Linked DNA regions of Homo sapiens: regions 2 and 3 are each linked to region 1. Evidence: chromatin contacts called from ENCODE Hi-C or POLR2A ChIA-PET data. All regions are on one chromosome and are shown on one strand. The core of a region is the stretch at or near the end of the contact, and the rest is flanking DNA. Distances in the headings are between cores, read along the strand shown. Region 1 has its middle 57 kb from the start of LINC02404. Region 2 overlaps LINC01619 (long intergenic non-protein coding RNA 1619). Region 3 overlaps LOC105369896 (a long non-coding RNA gene).

Region 1 (4,298 bases), core at 614-3,113:
ACCTAGACCTTGATGCCCAGTTTCATCTGACTCCAGAACTCACGCTGTTACTCATAACACTGTATTGACTGTCAACACAACACCATTTTAAACCAAGTTATTCTGTCTGCTGGAGAATAGGAGCAGAAGTACTATTTAGAAAAAAGACCACTCAAGTAAAACTGATATTTGGAAACATTTATTATATGACTGCATTCATACCTATTCTGAAATATGAATCTGAATCTGGACAGGAAGGAGGGATCATCACAAGGCCAAGAGAATGAAGTTGAATCTATTTAGCTCTCCCTGAGTTTATTATGTTTCAATTATGATATTAAAGATATTTTAAATTCTTATACTATTACAACCTAAATAATATGGTGCAATAATACAAGAAAAAATATTATCTTAATGTCAATAGAAAAATGTGTTAAAATGTTTGCTATCAAGGGTTATTTCCTAATTTCCTTCATTATTCTTAAAAAACATAGTTGAACCATATCACCAAGTTCAATAAAATATAACCAAATTGTACACAGATCACATCTTTATTTATCCAACAGACACTTTCAAAACGTTATTTGTAAACATTTTCATACAAAAAAAGAGATGTAAATTTCTGACATTATTATTTATTTGTCCTTATTATTATTATTATTATTATTATTTTGATACAGAGTCTCACTCTGTCACCCAGGCTGGAGTGCAGTGGCGCGATCTCTGCTCACTGCAAGCTCCGCCTCCCAGGTTCATGCCATTCTCCTGCCTCAGCCTCCTGAGTAACTGGGATTACAGGTGCCCACCACCACACATGGCTAATTTTTTGTATTTTTAGTAGAGACGGGGTTTCACCCTGTTAGCCAGGATTGTCTTGATCTCCTGACCTTGTGATCTGCCTGCCTCAGCCTCCCAAAGTGCTGGGATTACAGGTGTGAGCCACCACACCAGGCCTGTCCTTATTAATTTTTATGATTGCTTGTGAATGAAAGCCCATCTTTTGGCTTTCCATTTTTGCATTTCTGAATGTTACCAAATTTCTCTATCCTCTGGATTTTCATGGTATTCTTTTTCATTGTTCTCTTTTGGAACTAATTACATTCCATCTTTATTTATTATCAGGGTCATTTTACCCTAAATCTTTGCCTTTAGGGCCATTAGCATAGGACTGCAAAGTAATATGGTAGTAAGTCATAGCTCCAAGTTTATCAAAACTATAACTGTCCACTGATGAAAACATTCCCCCATTGAGAATTAAGACCTGTACTTTGGCAGAACCTAAGTTCAAGGTAATGGAAAATGTAAATCTACAAGTGGGTTGGTCAGTAAGAATTATACTGAGAGGCTAATGATAATTTTCATTCATTGGTTCCAAAACTCATGTGTTCTAGCCCTTGAGTAAATACTTATTAGCCACAGGTTCAATGTGCACTTCACATTCTGCAAGACATTGTCCCTGAGCACGATTGGAGCATTTTCTAGGTCTGTCTCTTCAACCTCATATTCATTATTTATCAAGTGTGATGCATGCTGTCTCCAAAACTTTTCTCACACTTGACTCCACTAATACTGCTTTGTTTCAAGTCCTTTTCATCTCCTGCTTGACTTTTGCAATTGTTTTCTAACTGATCCTTTTGCTTTTTCTCTTTCATCCATTTTCAGTGGTGTCAGTAAGCATGATCCAAATGAAATGGACCTCCTGCCCTATTTCTAAACCTGCATTTGGAACTGCTTCCTATCCCTATTTACTTTTTACTGTATTACTCATTACTCCACCTACAGCTTCAGCTGACTCTTCGAACTTGACCACTGGCACCACCTTTTGCTTACTTTGGCTGCATTTTTCGAACTGTATTTTAAATCCTCCCTCTGGCAACACTGCCTTAAGCTATCTTGGTCCAGTCTACACCAGGACTAGGACAATGAGGTCTGGACTGGACTACTGTGGACAGTTCTCTTGCCAAATATGCCCTGGCCTGCCAAGAAAGACTTGGACTTTTCACCACTGAAATGGCTGTTTGTTATGCCATGGATGCTTTATATATGCAGTCTCTGTCTAAATGTCCTCCCTTGCTCCCTACTGGCAGGATTACCATTCAAGAATCTGCTAATGTATTGCCTTCTCTAATACATCTCCCCTAGGCACAATAAAAGTATTCATGCATTCTTATAATACTTGACACATAGCAGTCATAGTACCATTACTCTCAATGGCAAAACTGCAATTACTTTTGCACCACCTAATAAGATTTGTAAATGTTTATTACATGCTGGTCTGTGTTAATCACAGGTATTTCACTGGCATATGTGAATCAGTCAGCTCCCAAACTCTGGACTTCTTAAGGGGGGAAATCTATTCTCTTTTCCTTCAATGTCTTTCCTTCATTGTAGCCCAATTCAAGGCCATATAATTAGTGTTCATAAACACTGAACTAAATTAAATCAAATTGTTTGAGATATACTCAGTTTACCATCTTTTCTTAGACATAGTTAACAAAACAGTAATTTTTCCATATTATGCCACTTAACACATTCAAATTTCAAACTTAATTCTTGCCTGAGTCATTCTTCCAGATGACTGGGTTCAGTCATGCATAGCAATTCAATTTACCCTGATTTTAACCTCTTGTTACAATAATGGCTTCCAGGTCAACAGAAAGGACTTTAAAAGCTATTCCAGTAAGGATTGGTGAAGGTGAAGGGAGAGGAGAACAGGCAATAGCCCAATCATGTTTGGTACATGGCATGTTTGCTGTACTTTCTGTCGTGTGTGTGAGGAGCTCTGTTTAACTGACTTGAGGACTGAAGTACTGAACAAGCAAAGAATTGCTCAACTCCCTAGGTAGGTGGGTCTCAGTCAGTATTGAACAGGCAACCCTGTCATTTCAGTGTGATCTGTACTTGTTGGGAAATTGCTGTATGGTGTATGTACAACGTCTTTGCTGCTCACCAAGGTTGAAAACATTTAGTAGTCCACCCATGGGAAACTGAGAGTCTGTCTAGCCTCCAGCCATTGAAGCTTGAAACAAATTAAGTTCCCATCTCTCTCCTGGCTATTTGGGTTTGAACAATCTCTAAAGTGGTCTAGTAAACAGGCAGACAAGACTCCACTTGAGATGTAACCCTGTGTATAACCTAAAGCTAAGGAAAGTTTATGGAATCAACAGGCTGGGGCATGTTAGCTCTATAGTGAAAAATCAAAGAATTGCAATTTAGAGGTAGGGGTAGGGCAAGCCTGTGCTGTTGAATAAAAATGAATGCAATGTGTTTTGTTTTTTCAACATGTCTCAATGTGAGAAGGAGGTCAGAAAAGCTATGGGAGTGTTCAGAAAGTGATCTGTGTCACTGAAGTGTGGCAATGGGCCTGTGTAAATTAAAGATCTAAGCCAATGTGGAAAACACATTTTCAGCAGTAAATAATGTCATTTAAGGAGACTGATTGCCAAAGCAGCCTCATTGCCTAATGGGGGCCTAGTCTTTCATTCAACAAATATTTACTGCCTGGCCCTGGAGCTGGCACTGCAGTGCATTGGTAAGCAATAACCCCTGCCTTGTAGTTTTAATATTTTTATATAAGAGACTAATAAAAAACAAATACAAAGACTTTTTTTAAACCCTGCAATTTGGAATAAGGTCCTGAAAAGGGTGAAGGGAGTGCTGGCGTGCTGTTCTTTCAGCCACTTGGGCAAAATACGCAAGGATATTTCTATTCTGACCTATATTTGTAGAAAGTCTCTCCCCAAAACAATGATCTAGGCACACACACACACACACACACACACACACACACACACCCCAAACCCTAATTCTTGTGATGCCTCAATTCAGATCTGTCCCAGCCATGAATTTTGATTGCTCTGCACTTTCCCATCAGTCAACATGAAAGACTAGAAGGCCTGAATTATATTCATAAAGGACGCAATTGCTTATGGAAATATGACTCTAAGCTTAGAGTTTAGAAGTTTAAATTGCCCAGATCAAGATCATATAAATTACATAAAATAAATGACAGACCCGTTTTTCCATTTCATTTAGTCTAGATACCTATGGATCCTGCTTGTTTAATATGTAGTAATTATAATGTCACCTTCACACAAAATGCAGTAACTCTGTTAACAGTCTAAAAGAAAAAAAAAAATCATATAGGGGAAGAATTGTAGAGCAGCTGCCAAGAAGCTAAAAACAACAAAATTATCATTAAAAGATAGACTTAACAGTACCACATGGCAGAATTAATCTCTCCTGACCTAATGACCCACGTATTATGTTACCGAAATGGCATTTTTCAGAGGAAACATTTCTGCCCATCCTCTCACCCA
Region 2 (4,321 bases), core at 1,622-4,121, 180 kb after region 1:
AAAGAAATTGAAGAGAATACAAACAAATTGAAAAACATCCCACGCTCACAGATCAGAAGAATTAATATTGTTGAAATGACCAAACTACCCAAAACAATCTACATATTTAACACAATTCCTATCAAAATACCAATAACATTCTTCATGAAAATAGAAAAGCCATTCCCAAATATTGTATGGAACCACGCAAGACCTCAACCAAAACAATCCTGAGGAAAAAAAGAAAAAAAAAAAAAAGCTGGAGACATTACACTACCAGGCTTTAAAATATACAATATATTACAAAGCTGTAGTAACTAAAACAACATGGTAATCACATACATAGACCAGTGGAGCAGATTAGAGAACTCCAAAATTAATCCATATATCTACAGTCAACATATAACATCATATTGCATCAGATTCCTGACATATGCAACATATAACATCAGATTCCTGACAAAGGTGTCAAGGACATACATTGGGGAAAGGACAGTCACTTCCACAAATGGTGATGGGAAAACCAGGTACCCATATAGAAGATAATGAAATTAGACCCCCACATATCATCCTATACAAAAAACAACTCAAAATGGATCAAAGACCTAAATGTAAGACCTGAAATTATAAAACTACTAGAAGAAGACATAGGAGAAACACTTCAAGACATTGTTCTGGGAAAATAATTTTGGTTTTTTTTTTGGTAGAGATGAGGTTTCACCATGTTGCCCAAGCTGGCCTCAAACTCCTGGGCTCAAGTGCTGGGATTACGGACATGAACCACTGTGCCCAGCCTGGAAAAGATTTTATAAATAAGACCTCAAAAGCACACACAACAAAAGCAAAAACAAAATGGGATTATAACTAAAAAGCTTCTGAATAGCAAAGTAAATAATCAATAGAGTGAAAAGATAACCCACAGAATAGTAGAAAATATTTGCAAACTACTCATCCAAAGGGTATTAATATCTAGAATACACAAGGATCTCAAACATCTCAACAGCAAAATAAAAAATCTGATTTTAAAATGGACAAATGCTCTGAACAGACATTTCTCAAAAGAAGACAAACAAATGGCCAAAAAATACATGAAAAGATGCCCAACATCACTAACCACTAGGGAAATGCAAATCAAAACCACAATGACGTATCATCTCACCCCAATTAAGACGGCTATTATCAAAAAGACAAAAAATAACAAATGCTGGTGAAGCTGCAAAACCAAGGAAACTCTTACACACTGTTGGTGGGAATGTAAACTAGTATAGCCACTATAGAGAAATGCATGAAATTTCCTGAAAAGTCTACAAATAGAACTATCATTTGATCCAGCTATCCCCCTACTGGGCAATTATCCAAAGGAAAGAAAATCAGTGTATCAAAGAGACATCTGCACCCCCAGCAGCACCATTCTCAATAGCTAAGATTTGGAATCAATTTAAGTGTCTAACAACAGATGAACGGATGAAGAGAATGTGGTAGGCTGGGCTCAGTGGCTCAAGCCTATAATCCTAACACTTTGGAAGACCGAGGTGGAAGGATTACATGAGGCTAGGATTTCAAAACTAGCCTAGGCAGCATAGAAAGACCCCATCTGTACAGATGGAAAAAAAAATTAGCCACTCATGATGGTCCAGCGTACTGTAGTCCCAGCTACTCAAGAGGCTGAGGAAGGAGGATTGCTTGAATCCAGAAGTTGGAGGCTTCAGAAAGCCATGATCATACCACTGCACTCCAGCCTTGGTAATAGGGAAAGACCTTGTCTCAAAAAGTAAAAGAAAAGAAAGGAAATATGGTATATATACATAATGGAATACTATTCAGCCTTTAAAAAGAATGAACTCTTTTTATTCATGGCAACATGGATGAAACTGGAAGACATTATTTTAAATTAAATTAGCCAGGAACAGAAAGTTAAACACCACATGTGGAAGCTAAAAAAAAAAGTTGATCTCATAGAAGTAAAAAGTAGAATAGAGGATGATGATAGAGGCTGGGAAGAGAAAGGGGAAGAAGGAGGATAGGGAGAAATTTGTTAAAAGACAGTACAGCTAAGTAGACAGAATAAGTTCTAGTGTTCTGTGGCACTGTAGGATGCCAATTGCCAATAATAACATATTACATAGTTTTAAATACCTAGAAGAAAGGCATTGAAGGTTTCCAGTGAAATGAAATGATAAATGTTTGAGATGATGAACATGCTAATTACCCCTGATAGGATCACTATGCATTACACGTATCACAGCACCACTATGTACCCCATACATTATTATGTGTCAGTTTTTAAAATGTTTAAATAAAAAGTAAAAATAAGTAAAAGATAATGGGGGGAGTAGATGGTGATTGACAAAATTGACCCTGAATTAGTGAAATAAGCATGGAAGTTCATTATTTCATCTTCTCTTATATATATTTGAAATCTTTTCCAATAAAAGTTTATATATAACTTGGCAATTAACTTACCAAAGCCTGTTTTCTTATTTATTAAACAGAAATAACAATATCTACAGCAGAGATAATATCTCCTTATAGATTTTTCTGAAATTTTAAGTAGTATATTTAAATCACATGGCACACAGTGGCTGTTAGATAATTTGTGGGGACTCAGTTTGACCCACTTATTGCTGAATTGGCTGGTCTGAAGTTAGGGAGTTTTTGCGCTATTCCTACAGCATAGCAATGCTGGGAGGGTGAGCAAGGGACAAGAAAAACCTATGTCCACATGAGTCACCCTTTCAGGCACCACAAAGATGCTGGTGGGAGATTTTGGCTTTTTTGTTTTTGTTTTTTTTTAAAAGTTCAATCTTCAAATGAGTTACTATTTTTGGATTTGTGAGCCCTGGAATATGCTGGTGCTGGTAGACACACTGGGTTGGCTAAGTGTTTATTCAGTCCCAGGCAACTCCAGGTGCAGGTAGAGAAGGTGCAAATATATCTTATCTTCCAAAGCCATTTACTCAGGCTCCCCCCTCACTTCCACAGGCAGTTTTCTTTTATGAAATACCAAAAATATCAGATTATCTTCAAAACTAAATAATTCTAAACCTCCCAGTTTCCCCAACTCATTCCAATTCTCCCTGATTATTTTCTTTTTGCTTTGCATTCCTGTACTACTTAGCCTTACCCTTGTTCGCAAAAGACCAAAGTGTAAAGCAAAAAAATTAAACAGTGAAGTACAGAGGCACCAAGGCCGGAAAAGATTAGATTGCTCAGAGGCACAGTCTGCTTTCAGAGATGATAAGCCCTGAGTAGTTCTTCTGGTTAGTTTTTCAATGGCTGAATTTTTTTGGCTCTCTGGATACTGCTGGAGACTTCAGTTTGTTAAGAGCTAACCCTGGACTCTCTCCCGTTCCTGCCTGCATGTCAATTCATCTTATTTCTAATAAAGCCAATTCTTATTTTTCTAACTTGTTTCCAATTCTCAAATGTAGCTCCAAAGAAAACAGAAAGTAATTAAAATGTCAACACTTCCCTGAAAAAGAACATAAACTCTCTTTGGATTTTCTTCCCATTGGAAATGTTACTTTTCTCCAAGGTGCCTGGGCCCCATGTGTGGCAACCAGCTGTCACCCACAGCAGACCCATCAGGCAATGCACATAAATCCCCTCTGTTCATTACTCTCGTTTGCATTTCTTCTTCTTCCTTACCATTTTCCAAATGGAGAGATCCTATAAATGAAGTACTTATGCCTGTCTCTTATAATGGACTAATATCTACGCCAATGTAATATATCCAAATTGTATGCAATATGAAATAAGCTCCAGCAGCAATAAGCTATTTAATCTAATGTGGAAAAAGCAATGTGGAGCCTAACAGCTTATTATTTAGTGCAGTGCAATAAATTAACTAAGCACCATTTTGCATAATAAGAGCTGATTATTCCTTTTACCTTCATTTGGATTGGTTTGGATGGGTTATGACTGTCTTCAGAGTTAATCGGGTTTATGTGAAACAACTTCTTTTTTAAATGTATTCCATTAAAGAATGAAATAAGGAAGAGCAAACATGTGCCATTATTTTGCGATTGGTGTTTTTGAGGTTAGTCTTTTAGAAGAAAATTCCCCATTAACAGGCAAACGTTGTGACCATTGTCCCAGAACTCTTTAATTGGAAAGAAGCCAATATTTGTCTCCCTTCTCACCCTTTTTCTACTTTTCCCTGTAGATTCCTGCCATTCCCTTGACTCGATTTTTCAAAGCACTTTTAGTAAAACACTTGGTTTCTTCTTTCCAGTATCTCTCCAACCCTGGCCTCTCTCATCCCCACACCCAATTACTTAGCACTTTGAGGTACATATCAGACTGATCAGCACCACTGGTCAGTAAGTGCAGCCGTTCTATC
Region 3 (4,752 bases), core at 1,249-3,748, 240 kb before region 1:
ACACCTACTGAAAACAAACATTTTATATTTTTATATATATATATATATGTATGTATATATTGCCTAGCAAAATCTTACAAAAATGATGAACTATAAACTGTGGGTGTCTTTGAGAGGGAAATTAAGGTACTGGAGTTCAGAAATGGAAGATTTACCTTTCACCTTAAGAAATTTTATCATGTATATTCTTCATGAAAATATTTTTATGTAAACCGTACAGAGAAAGAAAAAGTTTTCCAAACTTCTGCCTAATCCCAACTTCCTGCAAATAGTTTCATAAATAATTTTTAGGCTTTTAAAATACAAATAGAAATATATTATTATATTCTATAGCATCTTTCTTTTTGAAACTTTATATGCTGAACTTCTAAATCAAAACATAAATGACTACCTATTTCTCCCTTTCTATGTCCCACCAAAAAGAAATAAAGCCCCACAGTCTCACACTAAGAAACAGAATCATGGATTTCTTTTTCCAGACTGTCCACCTACGACTGGCATTTCTGCAAGAGTCCTGTAACAACATTTTGAAGATAAAATCATGCCATGACTCTGAAATTGGAAGTACAGAACATATAAGAAAATAAATCAAGAAATGAGGGGAATCTCCCGAAAGGTTTTGCTAATTTTTATATTTTCACTTCTTAGCTCCAACCAGAGAATTTTTATTACAATAGAAGAGAAAATAATTTACTCCAAGTCAGTCACATATTAAGCATTTTCTAGATTTTACTTGGTCTTCATACTACTAAAAGGTGATATAATTATTCCTATTTACTGATAGAGAAAATAGGCTCTGAATGATTAGGCAGCTTTCGCAAATCAAATCATTCATGTCTCTTGAAAGCAAGATAAGGAGCCCTTTCCTATGCTCATCTTCAGGTGAATGTCCATAAATATTTTTGTACCAATTCTAATATTTGACTGTCATATCTGCAGGTTACTGGACCACTTTTTATTGTGATACTTAATTTATACAACATTAAATGGCCTCCAGTGTCCTCAAAGACTGCCTAGCAGATGTAATGTGGATATCCCAGAACACAATAATTAGACTTTTAGAGTCACAAACACACACCGCTCATTATATTAGAAACTGAAACTCTAACCATTTCAGTACTGCTCTTCACGAGGGTTAAGATATTGATTTTGTTGTTTAAAAAAACAAAAACAAAACAAAGCAAAACAAAACAAAAATGACCTCCTTAAGATACTGACACCTAGGTTTAAAGGAAAAAAGTGCTGCAAACTTAGAGCTACTTAAGATAATGGCTTCTAGAACTGAGTTAAGTTGAATACAAATGAAGTCAAGGAACAGTTCTCAGGATCGTGCTGTATTTAAATTAGACCTACTGGCATATTTAATGTTTGAATTGTAATACGCACTGATATCCTCTAGAGGGAGAATGAAACAAGAATAGGCAAATTATTTATTTTAAAAAGTGGGTGAATTTGAATAATCCTGAAAATTGTCCCGTAACAGAAAGAAGTCATTTAACCAAATCTGTCATAAACAAACCACAGACTGGTTAATTTTATTGTGGTATATTTTCTAAGTAGCTGAATTAGCTTCTATAATAAAGACCCTATTTTTAGTTTTCTATTAATTTTGAATTAGAAAAAAAAGCTACATGCACACACCCACAAAATTTCACCCACTTTACTACTTATAAATTGCAAAAACGTCTATATTATAGCGTAGATAATGACCTGCTTAAAACACTTTCTAAAAACTGTGCATTTCATTCTTAGTATTCATAAAATAAACACAATGCCCATCTACCCAAATATAATGTGACACAGCCTAAGAAAAGGAGGCATTCTGCAAAGCAAATTACCAAAGGCTACATAAAATACTTCATAAGGTTAAATATCAGAATAATTATTCCTCTTCCCGTCACAATTTTCTTAGGATGGTCAATGTTCTGCTAAAATCATCCAATCTTTTAACGTTTGGAGACCCAGAGAAAAAGCACCAAAATAAGTGTTTATGTGCATTGTACAAGAACTGAAATCCAGGTAGCTTCACTGTTATTACAGAATCTGAAGAAATAAACATCCCACAGAGATGAGATCACTATCTCCAGAAATAAAGGTTTCCAAAAGAAAAACAATTGTGAAAGGAAATTATCCTCTTTACTAACAATATGGTGATCAGCCATTCCCGCTTTCTCCTGATGATGAGGTGATGTCACCGGTCAGAAGCACTGGCCTATTTTCTGTACTGCCTATGGTGGGTTGGATTGGATGAAAATAAACATCTTACATAACAGGCCGGCTGTGCTCTCTGTCTTTTTTTTTTTTTTTTTCCAAAGAGATTTTCCCAGCATGAATTCAGTGTGTACAATTAACATTGGCCAAATTTCAGCTGAAAAATCTGTTAGGTTTATAAGCAGATTCACAAATACAGCTTATGTATGCTGCCTCCCATTCCTCTACTAGCCTAGCTCCTTTTTACGCACACACACACACACACACACACACACACACACAGGCACACACACAACACCACCACCATCACCACTGACATCACCTCACCCCCACCACCTCCACCCCTCCTGTAATCAAAACAGCTTTCTACCAACAGAAAAGGGACAACAGGCAAGTTAAAATTGAAATTGGTCTTTGAACAGCAGAAACAAAATAGAAGATTGCAGATTAGAGCCATTGTCTTGTCCCAGTAATATAAACCAGACCCCCCTCAGTGCTTATTTTCTCAGAATTGAAGAAGATAAATCAAAGATTATGAGCCTAACCAAAAAGAGGCATCCTTATGCTAGTGGCTTTTACAGTCATAAAAAGAGCAAAGCCAGAAGTGAGTATTTTCAATTGTCATTTGTAATAATTAGTAAAAATACTGCAGTTTTCTGTCATAAATCCTGTTGTACGTGGAGGGATTTATTAATCTTTAAGCTTTGGTATTTATTGTAGACGCTACTTATACAGAGGAAACATAAAACTAAAGGACTCAGCTTGATTTTCCTAATTCCTGAAGGTAGAATAAAATCAGAGATGCCAAAGATCTGAAAGAAACATGTGCTTGAACAGCCTGGATAGAAGCTCATTTAAAATCAGCAATATAATTCACAGTGGGGTTTGGATGGAATACTTTAACTGACCTAGTGGTCTTAGTTTCAGAGAAAATCCGTCATACAGTCTAAACTTAGTAAATATCTGAATATCTATCATATGCCTAACAAATGGCAAATATTGATTAACTTAAATATTATAGAGTTGAACTTAGATGATGAGATAATTCTTTGCATTGTTAAGCAATAAAAAACATTACTAATTTGTAGGCCAAGACAGAAAAATGATTCAGAGTGAATGCAAAGGAGATGATGAATTAAGATGATCTGATCCTTCCTGTCATAAAAAATAATCACCATTTTTCTAACCCAAATAAGAGCCACACTGAAAAGGGCTGAAATGCAGCTCTCTTTTACTTGGTGCATATACTTAATGTCAAGTCAAGAAAGCCAGTCCTGTACCTGTATATGCCTTACTGTGTATCCATTTACAGTTGCTGATCTATGTTTACAGGCTACTCTATCTCTTAGAATGTGCTTCAGTATGTTATATATGTACTTAATATATACCAGTAATACCCATTTGTTTGAAGATAGAATATGCATGTGAAGAATTAGCTGTAATATTTTGGAAATATAATTAAATTTGCATTCTAAATACTTGCATTTAAATCTCAGCTTTGATTGTTACTGACAGTAAAACCTTAGACAATTAATTGTGCTTCTCTAATCTTCAGCTCCCTCATCTGTAATGTGAAGACAATTATGTTTTTAAGAGATGTTGGGAGGAAAGAAAGAAAACACGTACAATGGATCCAACACAGTGCACAGCAAATAGTTGAATATCCATGTATGTGTGTATATGTATGTGTATATATACATAACTTTGAATGATCAAAGCAATATATATTCATTGAGTAATTTTGCAAGGAAGCAATATTGAATTATTTAACATTTAACAATAAAGGAAAAATATAGCTTTTTAATTTCTTAGAACAATTACTTATTTACTTGACTTAAAGGATGATAATGACCCATAATTTTTGTATATGTATAGTTATTTGCATTGAATGGGTAGTATTCAAATTAATTTTCAATTGTTGAATCAAACAAATATGTTTGAATGCTTATTTTATGTTTAATAACAGAAGAGGGGAAAGAATTATTTCAGCAGTTTATTGTCTTCCAGGAGATTTCAAAGTTTTGGGAGAGATGATACATTAAAGAAACACTTATAAGACACTTAGTAATTATCTTATTATATCAGATGTAAGTGTTCTAGGAGGCAAAAAGAAATGTTGGTAAATTAAGAACAGTTACTGCTTTTATGTGCATTTATAAAATGGCAAAAATCTGTTTATTTTATGAAAGAAAATTCTTTATGAATATCTAATATGAAATTATGATCTCTTGAAATATCTTCTATACATTTAGGAGAATAATGTTTCTTGAAGTAAGTATTTTTTGACAGTGCTAAAAAACTCAAATCTCAGTAGGTTTACAGTTGAAAATAATTTAAAAGAAACAGCAAAAAAGATGAACATCTTCAGAGAAATATACTTGTAACAAGTTAATATCTTTAAAAACTACATATACAAAATAGTAATGTATAGAACATATTTTCAAGTTATAGTTCTGTGAGAAAATTAAAAATGTGGAATCACGGTCCTTTTTTTACAAGCTTTGAATTACCATTTTTAAAACTGGTGGTGAAAGCTGATTG

What was found. A loop is a pair of places that touch in the nucleus more often than their neighbours do. ChIA-PET counts read pairs that join two places held with the same protein, here RNA polymerase II (POLR2A). Pooled maps may share reads with other maps.
Region 2: a loop to region 1 is called in a map of DLD1, with 3 times the contacts of the local background. The contact joins two enhancer-like sites. A Hi-C loop is called at or near these places in 8 of 168 maps with a recorded cell type or tissue (CD4-positive, alpha-beta memory T cell, CD8-positive, alpha-beta T cell, Calu3 and 4 more) and 11 of 50 pooled maps. POLR2A ChIA-PET finds 5 or more read pairs at or near these places in 4 of 52 experiments (CD4-positive, alpha-beta T cell, CD4-positive, alpha-beta memory T cell, MCF 10A and 1 more).
Region 3: a loop to region 1 is called in a map of PC-3, with 4 times the contacts of the local background. The contact joins two enhancer-like sites. A Hi-C loop is called at or near these places in 12 of 168 maps with a recorded cell type or tissue (CD4-positive, alpha-beta T cell, IMR-90, MCF 10A and 6 more), 1 of 37 single-sample maps with no recorded cell type and 18 of 50 pooled maps. POLR2A ChIA-PET finds 5 or more read pairs at or near these places in 2 of 52 experiments (MCF 10A and PC-3).

Annotation. Positions count from the first base shown.
Region 1 is chr12:91,815,853-91,820,150 of GRCh38, forward strand. No RefSeq gene overlaps it. Among named protein-coding and RNA genes, the nearest start is that of LINC02404, 57 kb to the right of the region's middle. Within about 2 kb of position 1,864, at least 3 of the 41 ENCODE cell types and tissues checked have a DNase peak (open chromatin) inside an H3K27ac peak, as active enhancers do; they include PC-3, where a contact is called at or near this core.
Region 2 is chr12:91,999,645-92,003,965 of GRCh38, forward strand. All of the region lies in intron 1 of LINC01619 (long intergenic non-protein coding RNA 1619), which reads right to left. Among named protein-coding and RNA genes, the nearest start is that of LINC02404, 130 kb to the left of the region's middle. Within about 2 kb of position 2,872, at least 3 of the 41 ENCODE cell types and tissues checked have a DNase peak (open chromatin) inside an H3K27ac peak, as active enhancers do.
Region 3 is chr12:91,576,698-91,581,449 of GRCh38, forward strand. All of the region lies in intron 1 of LOC105369896 (a long non-coding RNA gene), which reads right to left. Among named protein-coding and RNA genes, the nearest start is that of LINC02823, 250 kb to the left of the region's middle. Within about 2 kb of position 2,499, at least 3 of the 41 ENCODE cell types and tissues checked have a DNase peak (open chromatin) inside an H3K27ac peak, as active enhancers do; they include PC-3, where a contact is called at or near this core.